Regions from separate parts of the Mus musculus genome. Here regions 2, 3 and 4 are each linked to region 1. Evidence: chromatin loops called from intact Hi-C (ENCODE). Cell type or tissue: gastrocnemius. All regions are shown on one strand.

Region 1 (2,500 bases):
CTCCACATTCTAACACGTTCTCAGGCTTTGTGTCCAGTTCCCAGCAACATCTCAAAACTACACAGTAGCATCATGATGGGAAATGAGCATGACTCTGACATGTCCTGTTACATCCTCCACGTCCACATATAATGGCTTGCCATTACCACGGAGACTCTGAACTTCCACAAGTATCTCCCCTTCCCAAACCCTAGGAACAAGCAATCCATGTCATTTTCAAAGAGTGCTCTGCACACACAGTCATCACTGGACCCTTTGAGAACTGTTCTGTTGGTCAGAAGTACTCCCCTGATCTATCCATGCAACAAATGCGGTGGAGTTGCAAATGTGATTTCTAACCTAGTACAGTCACATGCTGACAACACGGGGGTTACAATAGTTCTTACCTCAGCAACAGAGCACTGTGAACGTCTTTGTACAGTTCTAGGGCGAGCACAGGTCCTCATTTCTCTAGGTACATCTGACATGAAAACCTGACTACCCAGCAGCCCATCTCAGAGCCACTTCCTAGGCACCAGAACTTTTTTTTATGTTCCCAATGGAATTATTTCAGCCAAGGAAGACAGTCAACAGGATCTAAAAGATGAGGCCCAGGGCCACCAAGCACCAAGGCCTGCGTCTGGCCTGTTAGGACCAAGAGAAATTCCACGTGGGCCCTGTATTATGGTCACCTGCCCCCCCCCCCCCCCCCCCAAGAAACAGTGCAGCCTTCTCTGCTTTAGATCTAAGTTCTGGGCTGCCACTGCTGTGAAGGGGAGAGTAGGGAAACTCTCAGGAAGACATGGGGCTTCTCAATGGGTCTACTCACCTTTGTTAATGCAAAGGCCACTGTCCCATCATCCTCAGTGGACAGATCAAGCAGTTTCTGGTAAAATACTTCATCATAAGGCCCATCTATCTGTAATGTTTTCCTGAAGAAAAAGCACCAAAACCAAATCAGCAGGGTGACAAAGCTCTAAGTACTTTCAGTCACAAATATGTTCTGTATCACACAACGTAGCCCAACAATCACATTGTTTGAAAGGCACCGAAAAGATCTACTGCTTTCTCTCATTAAGCCTGATTCTGCAACATCAAGATCTTCCACAAAACCCAGGGCTGCAGGAGGCTGCGGCTCAGCTTAAGCTGTTCACCAAGAAAAGGCCAATGATGTACAAAAAGAACCCTGCCCGTGAGATAGTGCAGGCCCTAAGCGTGGCAGAGACGGCTAAGGAGCTACACTATGTCAGTGTTCCAGAAGCAGCCTGTGGGACAACACTGCCCTCTACAGGCCAGGCCCTGACATAGGATATCAGAATGGTTGCATTCATACATGCTTTATTTCTAGTGTCTTAGTGACCATGAATCTCAGAGACCCTGGCACACCCAAACAAGGGACTTCCTGGACAGAGCTGGTTGTAGGCACCTCCTAGAGCCAGGTTCTAGGAGCTGTTTTGTTCTGGAGTCAGGCAACCTTGATCCCAGCCTAGCCTAGCCTCATAGCTTCCTCTGGTGCCAGCCTCACCTCTCCTCAGGAAACTCCTCCAGGTATTGCTCAACCCGTTTGTACAGAGGGTAGAGGCCTTCGATGTCCAGCTGGTCCAACATCTGCACCTGGAGGGTTTTGTACAGAAGACAGCCCTTCGGTAACCCCGAGTGCTCTGAGGTGTTTTTTCCTACCAAGAACATCAGGGGAGAACGAGAGCAGGTTTATTATCAACTCTTGAAGACTGTGGAGGGAGACCCAGGCCTGCACAGACAGCAGAGCTCACTCTGGGCAGCACGACGAGGCCTACAGGCTCCAGCCTAGCACTGAGGCAGATTTGCACACCTCACAAAGGAGCAAGGCTGACTGACCTCAGACCACCCTCAGGACCCAGTGGCTCTACACACACACACACACACACACACACACACACACACACACACACACAAAAGATAGAGACAGCGTCTCTCCCTTTGGCCCTGGTCTGTCCAAACACCAACTCAGAATACCCTTTAACTCCATCACATGCCCTAGAAGTCACTTTATATTTAAAATTAACGGTAATCCTACATGAGATAAAGGTCAGAACTACAAGAAAACCATTCAGACATTCTCAAACCCTCATAGACCAATTGGGGTTTCCAGAGTCAAAAAACATTAAGTCCACACAGGGGCAAGATCTGGCTGCCACAGGAAAAGCTAAACATACAGAGCCATGGACTGTGGTTAGGACCTTGGCAAGGTCCCATCCGTCCCCTCTGGGACAGATGAAGAAGCAAAGCTCCATCCTTCACTCATGCACTCACAATGATGTGTACAGTGCCTTCTCAACCGAGCCTGACATCCCTGACCATCTCTCAGAATCCACTAAAGGCAAAAACGGGAGAGGGAACAATGTATACTCAAGCAGCACTCCAGCTAGACATTCGCAGCCACATAACATGCCCTGGGTCAAGATAGCAGGAGACGAGTGAGGTAACCCAATCACAAAGGAACTCTCACAATATGTACTCACTGATAAGTGGATATTAGCCC
Region 2 (2,500 bases), 65 kb before region 1:
TCCTCTAAAACTAGAGTTATACATTGTTGTTAACTACTTCATGGGTGCTAGGGACTGAACCTTGTTTTTATAGAAAAACATCAAGGGCTCTTAACCACTGAGCCATCTCTCCAGTCCCTAAGTATTTTTTTTAATAAATAAAATAGTCCATTTCATAAAAAGTTATGTTTGTGCCAACAAGAATGGCACAAACTGTGGAAGGAGAAAATTGACTTCTTAGGGCATTGTTTGACCTTTACATGTGTGCTTTGGCATGTGGCACCCACACATACAAATATGTACACACAAGTAATAAAAATTTAAATGAATGTTAAAATATTAAGAAGGTGAAATCATATTATGCATGTTAGTTTGGGGGCTTTTCATTTCCTTTTATAGTTTAAGTAACTTTCAGTTAATTGTCTTTATTATTCCTTAGCGCTTACTGGACACATGTCCTTTAGGTTTTTAGCAAATATAGCCTAATTTCCCCTTTTTTCATATAATTTTGTTATTTCTGTTAACTTCATGAAAGAATAAGAGTTATGAAATAAGGATATAGTGATATTTTATTCTATATGTCAAGGTTTTCTTTAATGGTAACATACCTATATTATGTTTGCATTTTTTCTTCCAAACTTAGAAAATCACTAATCATTAAATACTAGTTTCAAAAAATAATTACTTGAGAACTGTGGCAGAATTTCCAGTCTTTTCATCCTTTAAAAAGTCAGTATTCTGTGTAAAATAAATTTAGTGGTTTCATTCCATTTTTACTTAACAAAGCTTTATCTTGAAAATATTTAAATAGAAGCCAGGCATGGGGTGGTGGCACACGCCTTTAATCCCAGCACTCGGAAGGCAGAGGCAGGTGGATCTCTTGAGTTTAAGACCAGCCTGGTCTACAGAGCAAGTTTCAGGACAGCCAGGGCTATACAGAGAAACCTGGCTCAAAAAAGCAAAAAGCAAACAAACGATTAAATACCCCTGGGTCAAAGTTATTTGATTGCTTCCACTCTAGACAATGTCTTAATAAGTGAAAGGCGTTTTACTGATTGACATGTACATTGTTTGTGTTGTGAATATGATCACTTGACCTTTTCCAATAATTTTGTATAAGTATGTTCCTTGAATACTTTTTACAATTCTTTTTAATTTTGTGTTTATATATCAGAAGGTAGCATAAAACTTTATTCTGTTTTTCCTATATAGTTTAGCTCATGGAGACATTTTCTCCCTCACACATTCTCTTACCTGGTAAAACACTGTAACTTGATTCTACTCCAAGATTACTTAGAAGCGATTCTATGTTTTCTTCCACACTGTAATCAGAGTTGGCAGTGGGTAGTCTAGCATCTGGAGCAGCAGTGGTTTGCTGAACTTCAAGCTGCCTGTTGGCTCTGAGGTGGAATGAAGAGCTTTTCCTGAGTCTTCTCTGATGCATCCTTCTCCTTTGCCTCCTAGTACCTCGTTCACAATCAGTTTGAAGAACAATAAGCAGAATGAAACAAAACAACACTGCTAGCTTCATGCTTGATTTTTTTTTTCCACCAAGAACTTCTAAAAGGAAAAAATTTAAAGTTATTAGTAACTCCATTCTTAGTTCCAGAAGTTGACTTTGTTGTCTTTGGGAGGCTGCGAAAGTCTTTGAGGAGCAACAGCAGTGTGATGTGTGGTCTGGATCCTGCAGTTTATTGCTGAGTCAAAGTTTGGAATATCTGTCTCTCTAGACCAGGCGTGAGCAAGGTTTTTCTATAAAGGGTCAAATAGTAAATACCTAACCCTTTATAGATTATTTTTCTGTCTTAGCTATTTAGTTTTACTATGTAGTCTGGAATCATCCATAGATGTTGGGTGACTGTGACTGTGTTCCAGTAAAAAGAAAATTACAGGAAATGGCAATGTCCACAGCAACAAACCCCCTGGACCCCCAAGTACTAGAGTTTGATCAGTCTCTGTCTCCTAGGGTGTTCTATGGGTATCACCCACACCTCTTCTGACACTTTCATCACTTATTTTCTTTGCTGGGGAGCAATGCATGGTTATCGTTCATAAAAGTAGCTATGAAACAGGACACTTGCTTGTGTACCTGTGCATATCAAAGCAAGAGGTCAACACCAGGTGACTTCCTCACTCTGAACCGAGAGCTCACTGGTTGACCTTCCTGGCTTGCCAGCATCTAGAGATCTGCCTGTCTCCACCCCAGCCCCACCCAGCACCACAGTTACAGCTGTGAAATCGAAATTGTCTTGATTTTGCCGTAAGCTCTTTACCCACTGAGCCATTTCTCTAGCCCTGAACTTTTCTTGTTTTTAAGGAAAGTGAAGCTTTCCATGAGGAGGAGTATGCATACAGGCACATGGGCATCAGAGGACCACCTCAATGTCCTCCTCAGAAATGCAGTTCACTTTCTTCGCTACAAGGTCTTTCATTGACCTCAGGCTTAACAATTAGGCCAGACTGTCTAGCCATTGGGTGTCAGGGAGCCTTAGGTCCCCACCTCTATTACTGCAGTTACATA
Region 3 (2,500 bases), 73 kb before region 1:
CACCAGGACAAAGAGCCCCAAACCAAGAAGCAGATAATCTATGACATTTCTCTTACTCAATTATAGGATAAATCTATGACCCTCTATGCCAACTGTTATTTGATCAGAGGGAAAGAGAATATGAAGCAGGTACTGGGGAGTCCCCTCATCTGCCTGTCTAGACTCCCAGAGAACTAGGAAAGTGGCCAGTCATTTGTTTCCAGGGCAGATGAAGGGCCGTGGCCATTATTCAATAGGTGAAAATTTAACCTAATGACAAACAGTGTGCTTTACTTAAAACTTTACACATATAAAATAAGTGTTCTCTTTTATGCACACCAACTTTGCCTCTCTATTTTTTCACCTGAAATTCCTTGAGCTTTCAGTATTTTCTCGTTTTGCAAAAGAATTGTTCAGTCAAATCTGTTTTCTTCAAAGGTTACCTTTGAATATTTGCTGTCCTTTCTCTTCCACTCTGTTTCCTCGTCTATCTAGTGCTGGTTTTCATACACGTGAATGCTTTTTTTTTTTTAACTTTCCCTGCCAAAATATTTTCCACCATATTCAGTCCACTGTGCAAAAGTAAGAAAGCTTCATTTTACTGGCCTAACCATTTTAATAGAGGCTCTAGATAAACTCACCCTTATTACTTACTGGACAGTTCTTTACATGCTGAGAGACCAGGTTTCAGTGAATCTTGCCCTACTAAAAAGAAGCTAGTCCTTAGATTCAAAACATTAGTTATGTCTGATCTTACTGTTACTGTCATCTCATAAGGTTAACATATGTAAAGCAACAAAGCTAATCGAGAGAGAAGCTGCCATAACCTAAGGACATCAGAGAAGAAACTTCATGTAGAAGAAGATTAGCAATAAAAGCCTTTCTGCTCATTTTTTTTTCCTTCCCCACCTCCAACCACAACCAATAGGAGTCATATTGCTACATACTAATGGAAGTATGTACCTTGAATGCTTTTGGACCTATGCCCGAAGAAGTGATATTATTTCTGCTCAGATCAAGTCTTTCCAAATTTGGTAATCCATTAAATGCTTCATCCGGAATGGAGATGATCGAATTCCCTAGGATGTACAGTAGTTGTATTAGACACATACACATATATATAGACATGTACATATATACTCATATGTGTGTGCATGTCTCTGTATACATGAATGGTAAGAGAAAGCTTTATATTGGAAAGTAGAGCAATATCCAAAACAAGGACAGAAAATATATAAACAAATGCACACTTGGAAAAAAATAACAAGATTGGAATGGGACAGACAAAAGTGTGTCTGGGTCAGGACCTCATGATTCAGATAATGCTGCTACAACTAACCAGCTGTCTCTTGGGAAGGGATAGTAGCATTGTGCATTCACAACAAAGATGTGTTTCTGTGAGGCGAGACAGAAACTGACTGCTTCCTTTATATTTTTCCATTGCCATGTCTATGGACTTAGAAATGTGATGCTCTATATATCCAAGAAATCAGTGAAAATTCCTCAGTGTCTGTGAGCATGTTTCCTCTCTGTATAAGCTTAGGGAAATCCTATCTCATATACCCCACCATATCTGATAGTATACCTTTCTGTCTTCAAGCTAAAGGATCCTACATCTTTCTATTTTATGTACTTGTGTCTTAACATTTGTCTAAGTACAGTCATCAATGGTTTTAAACATCTTCTTGTAAGACAATGACTGCATAACCCTTTATGGTTATTCCTTTGACTTCAGTCTTTCACTGAGTTTCTGTAAGGCAGAGGGTGCCTGCCACATAGGCCCACGGGAGAAGGCTTTTCAGGTATGCAGGTTCTTTCAGTGATTTTACATGAAAAGCTATTGTCAAGAAGACCATGACACCAATAGCATCCCATTGCAAACTTCCATTCCTGCACATATGTCTTGGGCCCATCCAGACCTTCTCACCTCTGCATCCTAAGGGAATCCCTGCCATGGTATCTATAAGCCAGGCACTCACACAAATGAGATGCTAATACTCAGAGCATCCCCCAGTAGCCTGATAGAAATATAGGCAAAAGGTCTGGATACCACATTCTCGTTGGAATGGCTAAAGGAAAGAAAGCAACTGCTGATACCCTCTGCTGAGGTTGTAGAATAGCTTCTTGTGACAATGGAACAGCCAACTTAAAAAGTGTTGGATAGTTTCTTAAAAATATGTGTAATGAGAAATGAAGGTATAGGCCACCACAAACATCTGTATGTGTATGTTTTAGCAGTTATAGACAAAATTGCCATAAACTAAACAAAAAAAAAACAAACAAATCATTCTCTGGCTGATTTATACAATAGGGCACTGCTAAGAAACAAAGGAACAGACTAGTGATTTTTAAAGCATTATAAGTCTAACTGCAAGGCTACTTACTGTGTGATTCAATTTAGTAAAACTCAGAAATCAAATTAATAAACAAGGAAAACAGGTCAGTTTCATGGTGGCCAGCAACTGAAGGACATGAAGATACGAGGAATTTGTGGAAATAATGGAAATATTTTTTTATCTGA
Region 4 (2,500 bases), 110 kb before region 1:
AGATATGAATTAAACTAGTTCTTTCCTGAGATCTCCCCATTTTTACTTTATCTTTCAAAAAAGTGAAAAGATACTTTAATTTTTTAATATTAAATAAAATTATTTAATTGCAATGAACATGCAAATAGAAACATCACATAACTAGATAATGGTGATCATTCAAATAAACAGTTGGTTCCAAACTTTACATATTTCAGTGAATTTCTATACAGTTATAATCGCCATTCTGAAGCCATGGATCCTCACTTAGGATTTTACATTCTCTCTCTCTTTCTCTCTCTCTCTCTCTCTCTCTCTCTCTCTCTCTCTCTCTCTTTCTCTTTCTCTCTCTCTCTCTTGAAATAGATTCTTCTCTTACAGAATACATTCTGACCAAAGTTTCCCTTCTCTCCACTCCCCACTCACCTCCTCTCACCCCCAGACCCACTCCCTCTCCATTTCTTCTCAGGAAAGAGCAGGCCTCCAAGAGACAACCACCAAACATGACCAAACAAGGAACCTGGAGGCAGGAACTTATGCAGAGGCCATAGAGGGATGCTGCTTATTGGATTGGTTCCCCTGGCTTACTCAGCTTGCTCTCCTATAGAACCCAGGACTACCAGCCCAGGTATAGCACCACCCACAGTGCCCTCCCGCCCTTGATCACTAATTGAAAAAAATGCCTTATAACTGGATCTCATGGAAGCATTTCCTCAAGGGAGCCTCCTTTCTCTGTGATAACACCAGCTTGTGTCAAGTTGACAAACAAAACCAGCCAGTACAATTCCCTTGATAATTTAATTTTATATCTATAGGTTTTGCTGCATGTATTTCTATCTGGGGAAGTCAGAATGGGGTTGTGATCAGTCTTGTGGGCAGCTAAGAATTAAACCTGGGTTCTCGGAAAGAACAGCCAGTGCTCTGAGCGCTGCTGAGCCATCTTTCCAGTTCCATATAAATTCATTTGTATTTAAAATATCATATTCCCTATCCTGTACTCTTTGTTTTGTTTACTTTGAATCAGAGTAGTAGAAAGGGATAGGTTGTTGTTTTTATTGGTAGATACTGATATTGAAACAAATGGTATTGATGTGGGTTATTTCTGATCCAGATAGTCATCAACACAGAAAACATCAGGTAACAAGTTCAGAAGTAAGACAATCTAGCACAGTGAAGGAACATTTTTTCTTTGAGTTCCTGCTTCAGTCCTATGAATCAGGACGGAAGGTTCTGGGCTCCTTTTAGTAAGGTTGTTGATATGTACTGTGTGCCACAGAGTCTTCAAGCCTTTCACTGTATTAGCATGCTAATCTTCACTATACCCCTGGGAAGATGTCTCAGCTCTTTGAGACTGACAAATTCTTCGTGCCAAAGCCAGTGCTGCCCCCATCTGGCCTCACAGTCTCTGTCCCCCTCAGCCATAGCAGCACAGCTAGTGATAAGGTTCTTTCCCCATTCAACCTACTCTGCTGTTTACAGAATTTTCCACCTCTATAGAGGTTTAGAAGAATAAATGTCAGAAAAAAAAAGAAGAAAAATAGAAATATCATTGCTTTTTAGTGTTTGTTCTTACTGGGAAAAAAAGATTATGGTTTAATGTCAAAAAGATCACTATGTATTCCTCTCTGTATGGGGAAAAGTATTAAATGTCATACTGGTCAGATACGCTGGCCCTGGGACCTCTGACTGTAGATAGTTCTGACAGTGTAGACTGTAGTATTTTACATCTGAGGAATTAATGTCAGATAATATATAACAATGTTTACTTATTGAAAGATTGTCCTTTTGTTTGTTTTTCAAGACAGGGAAAAGATGTTTTTTAAAACACCATATTTTGAGTAAAATAAATACAAACCTTTTGGAATTGAGGTTAGTTTTGCTTCAGCGATCCTGATATGGAATACTGTCACCCCTTCAAATGCCCCTGGTTCTATCCCGTTGTTCTCAAGAGGGTTTGCACTCATTTCTGTGAAAGAAATGACATGATTTAGCACAAATCAGTTATGGAAACTCACCACAGAGGATACCTCTGAAGAATATTGGAGAAGTGTGCTCTTCAGTATTCATATTTCCACTCATTATACCTACTTGTGTGTATCTTCTTTCTGTAGACCTCAGGAAAACACTGCTTTTAATTTTGTAAACTGGAATATATAGCAAGTCTTTATTTTTTGTTTCTTTCTTTTGAACCAACTGAGTTGATGACATTACTTTCCACTGTACCATAAGCATGATGGTTTGTCCATTTATAATAATAATGCAGCAGGGGGAAAGAACTTTTTACATAATTAAGGGTATTTGTGTTTGCCATTTTGTTACCTCTCAAACAGTTTGGGTGCGTGTGCACGCATTCATGGAGGCCAGAGGTTACTCTTGGATGTCATTCCTGAGGTGCTCCCCGATTTTTTTCATGGTGTTTTAAGTTGACATAAAGTAATTACACATAACTATCTTAGATTGGTTTGTTTGTTAAGATGGGTTTGGTTGGGTTTGGTGGTTGTTGTTGTTGTTTTGTTTTTGT

The links. A loop is a pair of places that touch in the nucleus more often than their neighbours do. Peaks named below come from ENCODE experiments on the same cell type or tissue, not always from the same donor. Only the 100,000 strongest peaks of a DNase experiment are listed, where the experiment ranks them.
Region 2: it touches region 1 in a loop (2.3-fold over the local background); 6 of 42 quality-filtered maps call a loop at or near these places.
Region 3: it touches region 1 in a loop (2.4-fold over the local background); 6 of 42 quality-filtered maps call a loop at or near these places.
Region 4: a loop joins it to region 1, with 3 times the contacts of the local background. A loop is called at or near these places in 4 of 42 quality-filtered maps.

The regions. Positions count from the first base shown.
Region 1 is chr13:49,448,392-49,450,891 of GRCm38, reverse strand. It overlaps Ippk (inositol 1,3,4,5,6-pentakisphosphate 2-kinase), which reads right to left. Exons shown (of 13, transcript NM_199056.4): 10 at 1,505-1,655; 11 at 809-911. Among named protein-coding and RNA genes, the nearest start is that of Ippk, 28 kb to the right of the region's middle. In gastrocnemius, no CTCF peak of the experiment used is centred here; a DNase peak (open chromatin) is centred at 1,253; H3K27ac peaks cover 1,647 bases.
Region 2 is chr13:49,513,833-49,516,332 of GRCm38, reverse strand. The region is part of intron 5 of Cenpp (centromere protein P); the gene reads left to right. It overlaps Ecm2 (extracellular matrix protein 2, female organ and adipocyte specific), which reads right to left. Exons shown (of 10, transcript NM_001012324.3): 2 at 1,234-1,539. The coding sequence starts at 1,510. Among named protein-coding and RNA genes, the nearest start is that of Ecm2, 10 kb to the right of the region's middle. In gastrocnemius, no CTCF peak of the experiment used is centred here; no DNase peak of the experiment used is centred here; H3K4me3 peaks cover 174 bases; H3K27ac peaks cover 1,640 bases.
Region 3 is chr13:49,521,334-49,523,833 of GRCm38, reverse strand. All of the region lies in intron 5 of Cenpp (centromere protein P), which reads left to right. It overlaps Ecm2 (extracellular matrix protein 2, female organ and adipocyte specific), which reads right to left. Exons shown (of 10, transcript NM_001012324.3): 5 at 943-1,058. Among named protein-coding and RNA genes, the nearest start is that of Ecm2, 18 kb to the right of the region's middle. In gastrocnemius, no CTCF peak of the experiment used is centred here; no DNase peak of the experiment used is centred here.
Region 4 is chr13:49,558,236-49,560,735 of GRCm38, reverse strand. All of the region lies in intron 5 of Cenpp (centromere protein P), which reads left to right. Aspn (asporin) reads right to left here. Exons shown (of 8, transcript NM_025711.3): 5 at 1,835-1,945. Among named protein-coding and RNA genes, the nearest start is that of Aspn, 15 kb to the right of the region's middle. In gastrocnemius, a CTCF peak has its summit at 1,383 (motif pointing left); a DNase peak (open chromatin) is centred at 1,356.